Linked DNA regions of Homo sapiens: region 2 is linked to region 1. Evidence: read pairs that join two places in POLR2A ChIA-PET (ENCODE). Cell type or tissue: Panc1. All regions are shown on one strand. Links, peaks and the distances in the headings refer to the core of each region. The heading gives the core; the rest is flanking DNA. Region 1 holds the start of LOC124903831 (a long non-coding RNA gene). Region 2 overlaps CHD5 (chromodomain helicase DNA binding protein 5).

What was found. Peaks named below come from ENCODE experiments on the same cell type or tissue, not always from the same donor. Only the 100,000 strongest peaks of a DNase experiment are listed, where the experiment ranks them.
Region 2: POLR2A ChIA-PET joins it to region 1 with 14 read pairs; 3 of 35 experiments call an interaction of 5 or more read pairs at or near these places.

Annotation. Positions count from the first base shown.
Region 1 is chr1:6,077,327-6,085,651 of GRCh38, forward strand. KCNAB2 (potassium voltage-gated channel subfamily A regulatory beta subunit 2) reads left to right here. Exons shown (of 16, transcript NM_001199862.2): 5 at 4,869-4,948; 6 at 7,878-7,922. LOC124903831 (a long non-coding RNA gene) reads left to right here and starts at 7,929. Exons shown (of 2, transcript XR_007065442.1): 1 at 7,929-8,325. RefSeq lists a silencer at 5,695-6,175. In Panc1, for the core only: no CTCF peak of the experiment used is centred there; no DNase peak of the experiment used is centred there.
Region 2 is chr1:6,168,185-6,176,509 of GRCh38, forward strand. CHD5 (chromodomain helicase DNA binding protein 5) reads right to left here. Exons shown (of 42, transcript NM_015557.3): 2 at 1-93. Among named protein-coding and RNA genes, the nearest start is that of CHD5, 8.0 kb to the right of the region's middle. In Panc1, for the core only: a CTCF peak has its summit at 3,718 (motif pointing left); no DNase peak of the experiment used is centred there; H3K27ac peaks cover 2,528 bases.

The sequences.
Region 1 (8,325 bases), core at 326-8,325:
AAGTACAGCAAAATCAGAGCCGTCAAAACATAAATAAATAAAATAGTGAGAAAGCAGAGCCCCACAGTGCCGTGAGTCGCTCCCTCTCTTTCCTGCCTCTGGTCCTGCCAATCCCAGGCGCCACCCTGGATGTAGCTGGAATTGTATGGTGGCTTCGTTTTTGCTGAGGGACAGGTGAGGTTAGGGTTGGTGTCTGCAGTGCCGGACCCTGCTGATCCGGCTGTCTGCACGCCTTCGGGGGTCTGTGATGACCACAGGTTTCTGTGATTGGCCGGGCTTTCCTCCCAGGAGGGAGCCAGGTGTGTTCAGGGCCACCGTGCTCCGGAGCGGAGAGCGCCGAGCCCTTTGTTCTTAGTCTATGAGCAGGAGTGGGAGGCCTCCCGGTGGGCAGAGCAGAGCCAGGAGCATCCGGGGCCCCGCCTCAGGCTTGCGGAGCCCCTGCCTAGCGCCAGCTCCCTGCCTGCTTCCAGCCTCTTCCCAGTCACTGTCTTTCTAGAGAGGGCGACAGGGTAAAGAGGCAGGCAAGACACCGTCTCCAGTGGTCGAACAGCATGCTGTGGAGAGGGTGCGAGCTGCCTGTGGCTGCTGTAACAAATAGCCACCAATGCGCGGCTGAAAACAGCAGCAACGTATTCTCTCACAGCTCTGGGGTCCAGAGATCCAAACTCGGTACCCCTGAGCCTAAGTCCAGGAGTCAGCCGGGCCGGGCTTCCTTCTCCCGGCCAGGACCTTTCCCGGCCTAAGTCCAGGAGTCAGCCGGGCCGGGCTCCCTTCTCCAGGCCAGGACCCTTCCCAGCCTCTTCAGCGTCTGGCGCTGCTGGCCTTCCTTGGCCTGTGCCCGCATCCCCCAGTCTCTGCCCCTGTGGATACTCTCCGTCCTCCTCTTCTGTCAGTCAAGTCTCCGTCTGTCTCGTCCTCATAAGGTCACCTGTGATGGCACTGAGGGCCCACTTAGCTAAGCCAGGACATTCTCCCCACTGCAGAGTACTCACGTTAATCCCATCTGCAAAGTCCCTCTTTCTACCTAAGGTCACATTCCCAGGTTCCAGGGACGTGATACCTTTGGAGAACCATTATTTAGTTGACTGCAGAGAAGAAAGTAGAAAAAGGAGGGCAGGGGGGCGGGGGTCCTGACGACAGGGTGGTCAGGAAGCAGAAGCGAGCAAGGACGCCACGTGGTGGTCCAGAGAAAGAGCCTTCGGGGGCCAAGGGGACAACCAAGGCACAGCCCTAAGGCCGAGTGTTGGGGAGAAGGGGATGCAGGGGATAGAGCTGGGGGTCAGGGTGCAGATCTGGTGGAGACTTTGGCTTTGACCCTCTGCGAGATGGAAGCCCCTGGAGGGCTTTTGCATGGAGGAAATTTGACCTGATTTAAAAGGTCTGCCAAGGCTCGCCCTGGCTGCTGCACTGGGAATGGCGAGTCATGAGGATGTCCCAGAGTTCAGCGTGTGCACGATCCCATGTACTCGGAAGGCACATCCTGATGTGGCAGGGCTGTCGTGGAGCCTGGGAGGCCGCATTTCTGATCTCATGCTGATGCTGGCCCATGGACCACGCTTTGCCTGGGGAAGGTGCAGGGAGAGAGGATGGAAGCAGAGAGCTAGGAGGCTATTGTGAGAAACCACCCAAGAGCCGCTGGAGGCTCAGAGCAGGGTGGGCACCGTGGAGGTGGGGAGACGGGTCAGATTCTGGACTAATTTGCAGGGGAAGCCGCGGCAGGGGCTGAACTTCAGGCTCCAGTGATGGGAGGATTAGTCAAGGAGGGCTCCCCAGGGTTTGACCGGAGCACAGGTGAGCGAGACCTCCCGGGAGCTGATGCTGCCGCAGGCTGCCCTCCCTGGCCCACACCAGCCCCAGGGCCTAGAGTGCCCCTCCCCCACCCACTCTCTCCTTGCCTGCCTGACAAACTCCTAAACACCCTTCAAAACCCAGTCTTTGTCGGCCGCACTTTGGGAGGCTGAGGCGGGCAGATCACTTGAGGTCAGGAGTTCGAGACCAGCCTGGCCAACATGGTGAAACCTCATCTCTACTAAAAATAGAAAAATCAGCTGGGCTTGGTGGCATGCACCTGTAGTCCAGCTACTCAGGAGACTGAAGCAGGAGAATCTCCTGAAGCCAGGAGGCAAAGGTTGCAGCGAGCCAAGATTGTGCCACTGCACTCCCGCCTGGGCAACAGAATGAGACTCCATCTCCCAAAAAAAAAAAATAACCCCAGTCTTGGATATTCTGGACATGTGATACCCCTTGGATGAACCTTGAACCTTGAGGACATTACACTCACTGAAACAAGCCACAAAAAGGACACACGGTGTGACTGCATTTGTCTAAGGTGCCTAGAGTAGTTAAATTCATAAATACCAGAGAATGATGGGTGCTGGGGCTGGAGGCAGGGAGCGGGGAAGGGGAGTTACTGTTCAATGGGTACAGTTTCAGTTTAGGAATATGACAGGGAGATGGATGGTGGTGATGGTTACACAACTATGCGAATGTACTTACTGCCATTGAACTATGCTTGAAAAAGGTTAAAATAGTAAATTTCATCATATATATTTTACCACAACTTAAAGTCTCTTTGATAAATGCAGTAATGTTTTAATTAAACAAAAAGAATGAAAGGGATCTTCATGAGCAGGTGTGGATTGGTTTTTAGGATGTATTGTGAGTGAAAAAATCAAAGTGCAGAAACATATGGGTAGTGTGCCACCCCTCCTGGAAGAAAGATGGGGGATAAGAAAATACATGTGTCTGAAATATAAAAACAGAAAACGGAGCCCTGGGTCCCCTCCTCTGAGAAGCCCTGCCAGGAGCGTGAGTGCCCTAACCACAGACTTAGCCCCTTCGGGGCCCAGCGCACCGTGCCCTCCTGGGCTCTCTCCTCCTGGGCCTGGATGTGGGAGGCATCTGGGAAAAGTCAGGAGGAAGACGAGGAGGAAGCAGTGAGCAGGTGAACAAGCCACCCGTCTGTCCGTGCTGGAGCCCTGGTGCTGGGAAGGAAAGTGCTAGAGGTGGGGAGAGATTCCTGGGCTCTCCCTGGGTGGGCACATCCGGGAGGAGGAGGCTGGGGGGGCAGCAGCAGGTCCCTCGGGCGGCGGATGCATTTGATGCATGGATGCATTTGATACCTCAGGGCAGTTGAGCTGCAGCAGGAAGACAACAACAGAGCCCCGGCAGGTGGATCCTGAAAACCGACGGCCTCCACCCCCGGGCTTCCTGACTCAAATCACAGCCGCTCACTAACCGGGGCTCAGCTTCAGCTGTGCTGTATTTCAGTGTCTGAGATGTTTGGGGATGAGTGCCAGTGTCGCCAGGCTGCCGGCCAGATTTCCATACACCCCCCACCCACAAACATGCTGCCTTTCTGGCTTCTCTTGAGAGGTTGGCAGATCTCTAGCACCAGGTCCGCCTTCCCACGTGCAGCATTTGGGCATGGGCCTTCTCCCATGGGTGCCCCCCAGTGGTGGCTACTCCGTCCTCACTCTCCATACCTCCTGGCCACAAGGGCTTCTGAGTTCAGAAAGGAGAGACGCAGCCCTGTGAAGCCACCCCTGGCTGGTTTTCTGTCCTATGGTTTTTGAGGGTTATTAAGAATTATTCACCCCACGCTGGGCTTGTTGCTGGTGAGGCCCAGTGCTCTGAGCCGCACCTGGGGAAGCGTGACACTCAGAGGGAAGCAGCCCTGTCCGAGAGCCAGAAGCTCAGGGGCACCTTTCTCTCCGGCCTCTTGGAGGGAGCTGTCACTTGCAGAGGGGCTCCCCTCGCTCCATGAGTCCCACCCCACGACCAGTTCTTTGCTCATGGAGCACAATCGCGTCCTGACAGCAGCCATGGAGCAAAGTCTGATGCACAGCGCATTTAGCTCGGGCAGTCATTCATCCATCTTGCCCATGAGGCAGCCACCACCACAGCAGTGCCGCTCAGGGCCGGGAGTATGTGCCGTTGGAGAAACACTGGACAAGAGGCCAGAATGGATGTCACCCACCATGCACCAGCTGTGGGATGTCAGTTGCTCCATCTACAAAAATAACAATTCAGTCCTCATGTGCAGGTGCTGGGAAAGATTCAATGAGGTACAACTGAATACACCGCCCTGGCTTTAAGGACATAGACTCATCCCAGCAACATCCACAGAGCCCCTGCTGGGGACTGCCTTGGTTTCCTAGGACTGCTGTAACAAAGTAACATAACCTGGGGGCCTGAAACAACAGACACCGTTCTGTCACCTTCTGGAGGCCAGAGGTCTGATACCAAGGTGTTGGCAGGGCAAGGTTCCCTGTAAAGGCTCGGGGGAGGGTCCGCCCCATGCCTCTTTCAGCTCCTGGGGGTTGCCAACAGTCCTTGGCTTGTAGACGTGTCACTCTGGTCTCTGCCTTCGTAGTCTCATGGACTTCTGTGTCTGCATTTTCTCTCCTTGTAAATCACCAGTCACATAGGGTGTAGGACCCACCCTAACACAGTACGACCTCATCTTCGCTAATTACATTGAAGAAGGCCCTATTCCCAAATGAGGTCACCTCTAAGCTTCTAAGTAGACATGAATTCTGTGGGGATACTGTTCGACCCAGTACAGGTGCTAAGCCCTGTGATGACCCCAACTGATGGGGTCCCTGCTCTCAAGAAATTCACAGTCCTTGGCAGTTTCTTCATTCCTTTTGCCTTCTTTATTCTTCTCAATGGGTTTGTTACTGAGAGCTGCCTCCATCCCTGTCCTGTGGCAGGAGAGGGCAAGGAGACAGCCCACAGGGGAGCCTGTCGGGCCCGGGAGGGCAGGGCCTGGACACGGGGAGGCCTCCCAGGCCGAGAGGGTGGTGCTCCAGAGCCTCTGGGCCCCACCCCCGGCTGGCAGGACAGTGTCGGTTTTCTCGTTTCAGATGGCAGAGCAGCTCATGACCTTGGCCTATGATAATGGCATCAACCTCTTCGATACAGCAGAAGTCTACGCAGCCGGCAAGTACGTGTCTTTTCACACGGGAAAAAGTGGTTCAGAATGCCTGGGCAGAGCCGGAGCTACAGGGATTCCTGCCGCTCGCGTTCCCAAGAGTGCTCACAAATGCACCTTGCACCCTGCTTTCATTTTTAAACTCTGAATGGCTTTAGGAGGTGCTATTTTCATGGGGCTGGAATTGCAGAACACTTGGACACTGATCACTTGCTGAACTCCCCGTGGAGCCACCAGGGGGACCACAGTCCCTCTGGTGCCAAAGATGCTGTGCTGGGTGAGAGGCGCGATGGAGCTGCTGTCCTGGGCTCTCCTGATGTGCCTGACATTTTGACATTTCATGTCTCACTTGTGCAACTAGGGCTGCAGGGCCTCAGAGCTGGGGAGGGCAGGCTCCGGCCAAGTGCTGTGGGGAGCACTTCCCATCTTGGCGGTGAACTTTCCTGCTCAATTATGTAAAAGCTCAGCCTTCTTCAGCCAGGCTGTTGGCTTCAATTTTAAAGACTGGCTGTAATCAAATCATCCACTCTCCTGCATCGGGTTTCCAGAAGTCAGCTTTTGTTTGTGAAATCATTTGTTGGCCCTCTCTTCATCCTCCTTCTGCCCCCCTCCTGCCTGGGGCCAGCCAAGTTCCCGTCAGCCGGGCAGGCTGCAGGCCTGGGCTGCTGTGCACCATAGCTGCTTGGCCCGCAGCTGCTTCGTGGGCCCTGGGTGGTTACCTGCAACTGCAGCGGGGCCCAGAGCACCCGGCGGCAGGGAACCCAACTGGGCCCTGCTCAAGTTCCCACCCAGAGCCTGGGGAGCGCACAGCCCTGGGGGCTGCCGCTGGGACCCTCAAACCGCCTCCAGCCCCCATCTGCAGCCCTTTTGGCCCTCCGGATGGCACAGCCCCCTCCCACTCCCTCCATACTGGCAGCAGCTTCCCATCAAAGTGAACTGCTTTCCAGACAGATGAGCCCAGCGGAGGGGTCTGAGGTCAAAAAGCCCAGTGCAGATGCCAAGCCGAGAGGCACCTCCCGTCCCGAGCCCCCCACCTCTTCGCTGCCTGCTTTGGCCTGGGTTATGCTGCCCTGAAGAATGTGTGGGAGGCAGCTCCGTGCAGCCTCCGTGGATGAGGCCGGGCACACCCCATGTCACAGCAGCCACACTCCGTCCTCTGTCACTCGCAGTTTCCATGTTCCCCTGTTTAACTGGACACCCAGAGCTGGTGAGCTGGGCAAGTTCCCTGGGTCTCCGGCAGCCTCGGGCCTCTCGGAAGCCGCTTGCCAGAAGACCGGGGAGTCAGGGAGCAGCTTCCCCTCAGGTCGCCGTTTCTGTGGAATCCCCTGCCCTCTGCTCCTGGGCCGGCCACTGCGGTCCCTCTGTCCAGCTCAGAGCTGAGCCCCCGGTGGACGCCCATCAGTGCCCTCACAGGGGAGCTGGGCGCTGCGTGCCGGGGATAGGCAGGGAGAAACTGCTTTGGGGAGTTTGGGGGAGGCTGAGAGGCAGCTTGCAGGGGGCCAAACCCGTATCTTCCCGAGGCCCCTTGCTTCTCCTGCTGACACTAATTTGCACGCTTCTCAGAGAGCTGCAGGATTTCTGTGTCCCGCGAACAGATGTGAGTCCTACCAAATCACAGCCAGAGCCACAAGCCACAGGCTTAGATAACTCACTGTCTGCTGCTCCTCTGCCCCAGAGATCGCTGCTAGCTTTTCTCTCTTCCTCCTCCTTTCCTGATCCCCAAATCAGGGACCAAGGAATAAAAGGAAGAGGCCTAGGGCTGAGTGAATTTTCTGTGTGTCTTGACCATAAATGAGGAGCATTCAGAGCGCATGCTAAACAGCTTGCAAATCAGAGCCCATTATTTCTGAGTGGATGACTCAGGCGCTTTTATAATTGGAATGTAGCACAGAGTATGGATCATTCTCCGTCTGTTGTTTTGCTCAGAAACATTTTGCTACAAGCAGAAAGTTCTTCAAAGTTAATCCAGTGCTGCAGTGCCAGGCAAGGCTGGGACGGCCGCCCATGCCCCCAGCTGGCCTGGGTTTGGTGCAGGACCCAGTGATGCCAAACAGGACAGACAGTGGTCCGCCTAGCATCTGACTCTGCCGTTCAGTGCAGGAAATGAGAGGGACACGTGCACCCACACACATGCACACATGTATACACACACATATACACAAGCATGCACAGATCTGCTGGAAATCCAGCCCTTGACCCTGAGTACATGTTGATTGTCTCTCAAAACAGAGCGTGACTTGATGAATAATTTACCTTTGAAAAAAGATACTTGTCCCGGCGCGGTGGCTCACGCCTGGAATCCCAGCACTTTGGGAGGCCACAGTGGGCGGATCACTCGAGATGAGGAGTTCGAGACCAGCCTGGCCAACATAGTGAAACCCCGTCTCTACTAAAAATACAAAAATTAGCCGGGCGTGGTGGCAGGTGCCTGTAGTCCCAGCTACTTGGGAGGCTGAGGCAGGAGAACTGCTTGAACCCAGGAGGCAGAGGTTGCAGAGAGCCGAGATCTCGCCACTACATTCCATTGATAGAGCGAGACTCCATTTCAAAAAAAAAAAAACAAGATACTTCTCTGGAAATTTTGCCCACCTAATGTTGCCAGGCATTTTCCCTGGTGAATTTTCAGCTGACTAGGAAATGGGATGCTCGACAGCAGCTCCTTCCTTCTGTGTGAGAGCTGGGGCCGCCACTGCTTAGACACGTGTCTGCAGGGGAACATGCCACAGCCATCCTAGTGGGGGGCAATAACACAGCTGCTCCCACTCCCTCGGGCCAACCCTGTCTGTGGAATGAGCTACTGAGCCAAGGCGGGTGTTAACAGCCTGGCTCTCTGGCCCCAGTGACATTTTCACAGAGGGAACCAAGTGGCCAGTGGCCACAGTGGGTCTGGGTTTGATTTTTCTGTTTGGCTGTGATGAGAGCTCGGTGTCTTGTTTTGCAGGGCTGAAGTGGTACTGGGAAACATCATTAAGAAGAAAGGATGGAGGTAACGGCCCTGCTCTCTGCGGCCTGTCCCTGGGGTGGGTGCGGGCGAACTATCCCAGGGTCAGCCTCGTCGGCCTGTCGTGCAGTGTCGTAAGGCCCGCAAGTCCCCACATCTTTCTTGCTGGGAAGTGGAGAGGAAAATTCAGTTCTCCAAGAGTAGGAGGTGACTCTGCTTGAGAAAGAAGTTGAAGGGAGGCCGAATACACTGTCCACCCCCACCCTAGCCTGCCCACTCCGCCTCTGTCCCAACTCATCCACAGAGACCCAGAGCACCAGGGTCCCTGCTTGCAAAGTGTCAGGCCAAAAAGAGCTTGGCGTGAGAACGGGCCTGGGTACAGCAAAGGCGTGCTGCTACAGAAGATGTGGGTGCAAAGCACTTCCACTTCTTTGGCTGGAGCACTTAG
Region 2 (8,325 bases), core at 221-8,220, 91 kb after region 1:
CCTTGAGCTTCTTGGGTTTCTTCTTCTTAGGAAGGCTCACGGGCTCCACAGGGAAAAAGTCATCGAAGGCTTCAAGACCACCATCTTCTTCTTCTGGAAAAATCAGAAGGTGGCAGCAGTTACTCCTGAGCTTCCTCCAGGAGAGCCCTGGAGACACAGAGCCAGCCCTGGGGAAGCTGGGACCCCCAGACACCCAACTGTGCCAGGTCACAGCTGCCCTGCCCTCCCCAAACCCAGTGAAGTGAGAGAACACAGGACAGGAGCCCCAGCTCTAGGGACTGTGTGACATCACCTCACCTCCAGGCCTTTCCTTCCCTCCTCTGTAAATGGGACAATAACCACCTGCCCCTGATAAGACAGTGTTCAGAAAACTGAACCTCCATGAACAACAAACAGAATTGCCTTGTTGCCATCACTGCCGGAGAAACGGAGCATCTCTACCAGGAAGGAGTTGGGGCTGATAGAGCAGAGTACAGACCTCAGTGAGGCCCATCTCTCCCTCCAGAGAGAGGACCACAGTGTGGCCAGGAGGTGGCTCGAGAATGCTGGACCTGCCAGGCACAGTGGCTCACGCCTGTAATCCCAACACTTTGGGAGGCTGAGGCGAGCAGATAACCAGAGGCCAGGAGTCTGAGACCAGCCTGGCCAACACGATGAAACCCCGTCTCTACTAAAAATACAAAAATTAGCTGGGCGTGGTGGTGGGCGCCTGTAATTCCAACTATTCGGGAGGCTGAGGCTGGAGAATCGCTCAAACCCAGGAGGTGGAGGTTGCAGTGAGCTGGGATCGCACAACTGCCCTCCAGCCTGGGCAACAGAGTGAGACTCCATCAAAAAAAAAAAAAAAAAAGAGAGAGAGAGAATTGTGGAGCACAGGGACACTCAAGCCCCAAACCTGAGGACCCCAGGGGTTTGCAGGACAAACTCAGCAAGGAAGATGCCAGGATACCCCATGGGTTTGAGAGGATGCCACCTTAATGGAGAATCCAAGACCATATCGTATCTCCTCGTGGATCCCGCACCTGTGCACACACAGGCACACAGGTCCGCACTCCCCCACCTCCAACACACTCACAACGGGAAGCCAAGCGCATTCCAGCTGGGCACTAGAAAGCTGTGACAGTCCACAGAGAGACGCCGTGCCCAGCACACGTGGGTGTTCAGGACTCACCTCACCTGCACTGACTCGAAAGGCCGAGGGGGCCCTGGCCGGGCAGGCTCGGGAAGGGAGTATGTTTGACGACACTGGCCACAGTCCCAGGTCTGCCTCCCTCAACCTCCAACCCAGAGGAAGGGCTGCCACATGTCCTGGGGGGTGTGACGTGAGACCCCTGCTGGGACGGCAGTAGCCTGGGGTCTGACGCTCATCTGGGAAATCAGGATAGAGAAAAGGAGTTCCCACGCACCAGATATGAGCTGTGGAGGGGCTGTGGGGAGGGTCCTCTTGGCAGGCACAGCAGCAAGAATCAAACCATCCAAAGTAGAGACACTTCTGCCCGTGGGGGCAAAGGAGGCTTCCAGAAGGGAAGAACCTCCAAGAGTCCTCTAGAAGGGCCCACGAGAGAGCCGGCCCTTCATGCCAGCCTGCGGCCCCAGCGCCCCAGCCAGCTTGTCCTACTCGCTCTCCACCATCCCCTGTGCACTCAGGAGCACTCAGGGGAAGCTGAGGGGCAAAGAGAGGCCCCTCAGCCTCAGACCCTCTGCCATGGACACCCCAGGCCTGACCTTCTGTGACAGTGGAGACACAACAGGGAGTGTCACTCAGAGCCTGAGGGTTGCCTCCAGTGGGACCCCGCGGAGGACGAGAGGTCCTGGGGCCACCAGGAGGCTTTCACCCAGGAAGGGGGCAGAGTGTCCCTGCTGGATCAAGTTTAGAGACAGAGAGCCCCTTCCCCCGAGGAAGTTTTTGATCATAACCACCTACAGCTGGCAGTGTTGGAGCCAGGTTCGAACCCAGGCAGTCTGGTGACCCTGGTGACCCCTGGGTCACCAAAAGGGCTTCGAGGCGACCCCCAGTGTGGCCCACACGCTCAGACACACTCGCCACATGCAGACGCACAGACATGCATGTGCACCCAACACTCACCTGTCACCCTCCACACAGGCCCCCACCGCCCGGCCTGGGACCCCCAGAGAGTCCTAAGCGGGGAAAGGGGGACAGGAGGGCTCCTACCCTGGGTCTCTGGGGCTCCCATGGCCCACACTATGGGTGCAGCTTTAGCCCCACTGTCCCCACTCCTCGGGGGCACCGGGGCTCTGGTGGCTGAGCGGACGCCCCTCCCACCCTTGCATCCCACGGGGCCAATGTGCACCAGTGGAAGGTGTTTGCACCAGTGGAAGGTGGGGGCTGCACCACTGTCTTGGTGCCTCTCTGCACCAGGGCCTCCCTCAAGGGTGGCCAGGTGCTTGGGGCTCCCACACAGGGAGGGCACCCTGTGGAGGGCTAGGGCACACAGGGGAGCCAGCAGCAAGGGCCGCCCCAGGTGGGTTTATGTGGGTGAGGCCCCAAGCAGCCAGGGGCAGGGGCTGGGCTGCTCCGGCTGACCCCACCCCATTCCTCTGATCACTAGTGTGGAAAGGCGGGGATTTTTCAAACCAGCTGAAAACGTGCACGGGGACCCCCTCGGAGTCGTCCTGCAGAGCAGGTGTCGGTGGGGCAGTGGCAGGGCTGGCGGGGAGCTGTCTGTGGTGGGGCAGCCGATGGGATGCCAGTCCACAACTGCCCGCTCTGCCACCGGGCCTCCGCCTCCCCCGCCACCGCAGGAGACCGCCTGGGCAGAGCCACCCCCACACCCTGGCGGTGCCCAGCACTGCTTATGTAACGGGCTCTGGCTGATGCAATCTCGAGGGGGGGCCTCTCCCTCCTGCTTCCTCCCAGCTGTCCCCTTCCGGCAGGGTGGTCCCAGACTTAGGAAACCCAGCCCAGCACATGGTCACTGACTGGTGGCCTGACCAACAGAACGGATGAGGGTATGCACAGGTGGCTGCCAGAAGTTCTGGAAGGAAGTCTGGGATCTGCCCGTGGGTAAGGGGAGGACAAAGGGGGACCCCTGCTCTGGCCCTAACCCACGCCCAGAACAGGCCTTCGAGGACAAGGCCCCAGACCCTCTGCCCATGGACAGACCCCAGCTCCGTTCCCAGAAGACCTCACAGCCCAGGGCCTCTGCCTGGTGAAACCCACCTCTGAGAAGGCTCTGGAACTGGCACACGGAGACGGGGACTCAGCCCTGCCTAACCCTGTCTCTGATGGGCCCTTCCTCTCCCCAGATGGCTTCTGGTGGGTGGCCCTGAGGTCACCACACGCCTGATTCTCTATGACACTGCCCCCCCCAACACCTCACACGCTCCCGTCTTCAGCCAAGCCCCAGCCCCTTTCTGCCCTTGGACACTCTCTGCTCCCGCAGCAGGTCCTGAGCTTTCTAAAACCAGATCTGGGGGTCACCATACAAGCAACTGCACGGTCAGCCTTTCCCCAAGCCCAGCCTGTGCCCTTGAGCCCACCAGTCCCTCCTCCCTATGGCTCCATCTGGTGGGGACAGAGCAGAGGCCCAGAGGGTTCCAAGACGCAGAGCATGCAGCCAGTGTTAAGGTGGCATCCTGCCCGTCCCGGGTGAGGGGCTCCAGGGAGGAGCAACCTCACCTCAGAACTCCTTGTCCTGCCAGCTCCTGGCCCCTCGTGGCTGCCCCACCACCCTCCTGGCCCACCTGGCAGTGCCCTCATGCACCAGCCCTAACCCTCCAGGGCCTGAGGCTCCACGGATCCAAGCCTGCTCTAATTAAGACCCATTACCCTGTGATCACCCACCTCCTGGGGGTGGAGGCGGGGTGGGGCTCAAGTCGACCAGAGGAAGGAGAGGCACCTTCTGCTGCTTTCTCCAGAGCTCCCTCAGCCCCTCTCTAGCTCCCAGTATGCGCCAGCTCAGCCCTGTGGGACCCCCAGGCTGGCCTAGGCTGAGCCACTGCAGGCTGCGGCCAGGCCGATGAGGTGGGCCCTTCTCAGGGTAGCGCATTGCAATAGCAGCAGTCGTGATAACTGCATACCACCTGCCAGGCTCGTGCCAGGCCCAAAGTACCTAGGACTGATTAATTTGTATCAGTTCAACACAGCAACTCAGAGAGGGGTACTATTCTTTCTGGTTTGGGGCTTTATTTATTTATTTATTTATTTTAGAGACAGAGTCGCTGGCTGGAGTGCAGTGTTATGATCATGGCTCACTGCAGGCCTCGACCTCCTGGGCTCGAGCGACCCTCCCACCTCAGCCTCCTGAGCAGCTGGGACAACACGCACAACCACCACACCTGGCTCAGGGTTCTATTCTTATCCCCATCTGCAGATTGGGAAACTGAGGCTCAAAGGACCTCATTATTTACCTACATCTCAGTCCTACAGCTGGCAGTGGTGAAGCTGCCACTGTTTGAACACAGGCAGTGGGCGCCCACCCCCTTGCGAAGTCTCTCCCCCAGCACCCTCCCACTGAAACAGCCCACGCTGTGTAAACCGGCTCGGTGGATGCCCTGGGGACACTGAGGTGACTCAGGCTGGTCTGTGGTCTGGCAGGTCACAGGTCCCTCAAGGGGGTCAAGGCTGGTTCACCACACTAGTCCCCCTGCACACAGCCCCACAGCTCTGCCAGACCCAGGCTCCAGCCCCTCACTCCTCTGGGGAGGGGCAGCAGCAGAGCAAGGACGCAGCCGCCAGGGCACTTGGCAAACACAAGGTGATCAAAACAAGGGGAAGGCGCGTGACTGTGGAGCGAAAGTTAGGTCATCTGATTCTGGGTGGTTGAAGGATTTGCAGGGGCCAAGCCAGGAGCTGGGACGAGAACACCATCACCAGGTTGCAAAGGCCGGCAAACCTGCCAAGGACAGGGACCCCACTCAATGTCCACCACTCTCTCCAGGACCTGGGGAGAGGCGTTATTTCTTTTTTTTTTTTTTTAGACGGACTCTCGCTCTGTCACCCAGGCTGGAGTGCAGTGGCGCGATCTCGGCTCACTGCAAGCTCCGCCTCCCAGGTTCACGCCATTCTCCTGCCTCAGCCTCCCAAGTAGCTGGGACTACAGGTGTCCGCCACCACACCCGGCTAATTTTTTGTATTTTTAGTAGAGCCAGGGTTTCACCATGTTAGCCAGGATGGTCTCGATCTCCTGACCTCGTGATCCACCCGCCTCGGCCTCCCAAAGTGCTGGGATTACAGGCATGAGCCACCGCGCCCGGCCGAGAGGGGCTATTTCTGTTCCCCACCTGGACTCCCCAACCAGCAACAAGCAGAGAACAAGGCCACCAGGAGGTCAGGAGGAGGGAGCAACAGGGGCAGCAGAGGCTTCAAGCTACCCCTCCTGGAGGTGATACCAGCAAGTCCCCTCCCCACTGAGCCTCTCTCTTCATCTGTGAAATGGGCCTAATGTGGCAGCCTTTCCCCCAGGGCTATGGGGAGAAGTAAAAACTGTGAATGCAAAGGACCCACACGATGCCTGCAGGGGCTCAGCAATGGCAGGCAGAGCCCAGCGAGACCCAGGAGGGTCAGGGCGGCAGTGGTGAAGGGCAGAGGGCAGCGGTCTCTAGTTTGGCCACTGCTGGGCCAGAGGTTCTCAGGGCCACCCTAGACGCTGGCCAAGGAGTTCTCAGGCTGCCGTTAGTCCTCGAACCTCCCCCCATGAGACAGGGCTTATGCTGGCAAAGGGGGGCAGTACACCGCCCAAGAGAGGATTCATAATTTATTTATGACATTTAACAAAACCCAGACATCACCTCATTGGTGTCACATCAAAAGAAAGCATCAGTCCTGAGTGGGGAGTGGAGGGAAGAGACGGGGATAGATGAGGCATTTACCCCAAGTGACTGGGGCCTGGGGGGAGTCACCCTGGGGGTGCAGGGAAAGCAGGGAGAGGCCCAGGGCATGGGTGGGGAGGAGGAGGACAGAATGGTGAGAGGGGAAGTCAACCTGGGGGGACAGGGAGGGACAAAAGAGAGAAAAACGGCCAGACAGAAAGGGAGAGGCAGGGGCATGACCTCAGGGGAGACGAAAACTGACAGATATGGGGACAGAGGGAGAGAGAGAGACAGGGAAGGAGAGTGAAATAAGGACAGAGCCACAGAGATAAGCAAAAGCCCAGAAAGTTAGACAACACACATTGTGTTCAGTACCCAGCTCAGAGAAGATATTCCAGAAGTCTCTGATGGGTGGACGGATAATTGTATAGTGAATGGATGGATGGTGGATAGGTGGATGGATGAATGCATGGTGGATGGATGGTGAATAGATTGATGGATGATGAATTGATGGATAGATGGTGGGTAGATGGATGGATAGATGGATGGATGGTGGGTGGATGGATGGATGGATGGATGGATGGCAGATGGATGGACACTGGACGGATGGTGGATGGGTGGATAGTGGATGGATGGTGGATGGGTGGATGGACGAATGGATGGTGGATAGATGGTGAATAGATGGATGGATGATGAATTGATGGATAGACGGTGGGTGGAAGGATGGATGGTGGATGGGTGGATGGATGAATGGATGGTGGATGGATGGTGAATAAGTGGATAGATGGTGAATTGATGGATGGATGATGAATTGATGGATAGATGGTGGGTGGATGGATGAATGGTGGATGGAAGATGGAGGATGGACGGATGGATAAATGGATGAATGGATGAATGACGGATGGATGGATGAAAGATGAATGGATAGATGGATGGATAGATGGTGGGTGGGTGGATGGATGGATGGTGGATGAAGGATGGATGGTGGGTGGGTGGATGGATGGATGGTGGATGAAGGATGGATGGATGGATGGATGGATGGCAGATGGATGGCTGAATGGATAATGGATGGATGATGGATGGATGGTGGGTGGATGAATGGTGGATGAATGGATGAGTGGATGGTGGATGGATGCATGGATGGATGGTGGATTGATGAATAGATGGACAATAGGTGGATGGATGGATGGCAGATGGATGGATGGTGGGCGGATGGTGGGTGGATGAATGAGTGGTGGATGAATGGATGAGTGGATGGTGGTTGGATGCGTGGTTGGATTGTGGATTGATGGATGGATGGTGGGTGGATGGATGGATGGATGCATGGATGGATGGTGGATGGATGAATGAATGGATGGTGGATGGATGAATGGATGGTGGATGAATGGATGAGTGGATGGTGGATGGATGCATGGATGGATGGTGGATGGATGCATGGATGGATGGTGGATAGATGAATGGATGGATGACGGGTGGATAGATGGATGAATGGTGGGTACAGGAATGGATGGATGGTGGGTGGTGGATGAATGGATGGAAGCATGAATGGTGGATGGGCAGATGGATGGATGGTGGATGGGCAGATGGATGGATGGTGGATGGGTGGATGGTGGATGGACAGATGAATGAATGGTGGATGGATGGATTGGAGGATGGATGAATGAATGGTGGGAAGCATGGACAGATAGTGCATGGATGAATAGTGGATAAGAAGAACAAGAACAAATGGATGGATGGATGGATGGATGGATGGACGGACGGACGGATGGATATACATATGGATAGATAGGTGGATGGTGAATGGTTACTTGGTTGGTTTTGTGGGTCGACGGGTAGATGTGGGAGAGCAGGTAGATACATGGATACATGGATGCATGGATGGATGGATGGATGGTGGGAAGCATGGACGAATAGTGCATGGATGAATAGTGGATAGGAAGAACAGATGGATGGATGGATATGGTATGGATATGGATTGATAGGCGGATGGTGAACGGTTACTTGGTTGGTTTTGTAGGTGGATGGGTAGATGTGGGTGGGTAGGTAGATGGATGGATGGATGATGGGTGAGCGACTGAATGAACTGATAAAATGATAGATGGATCCTATTACCTGATCAACTTGGAATGACAATGAATAACCCACTGGCCAAGCCACTGGGCAAAGTGTGCTGGTCATTTTGTCTCCCTCCTCCCAGAAAAGAATGTTAAATACAATCAGGCTCCCTGGGACCCCCCTACCAAACCATGCTTCCACAGGGGTAGGGGTGCAGGCTAAAATGTCATGGCCTTTTGGGAATCATGACTGTCACTCTCTCCTGGCCCCTGGACCTGAGGAAGCAAGCCTAAGATACTTACACATCTAGGGCCAATTGTCACTGGGGCCAGAGAGGTAACGGTGCCTAGTCCAGACATTGCCCATTCTGGGCTCACTAGCTTTGTCTGTGATTGAGGAAAAGCTGGGCCAATGAGGCAGGGAATTTGCCAGCCCAGCAGTGGCCCTAAGAGGGCTGAGAGCCACATTTTCTGAAGCCCTCTCCTGCTTCCTGCCACC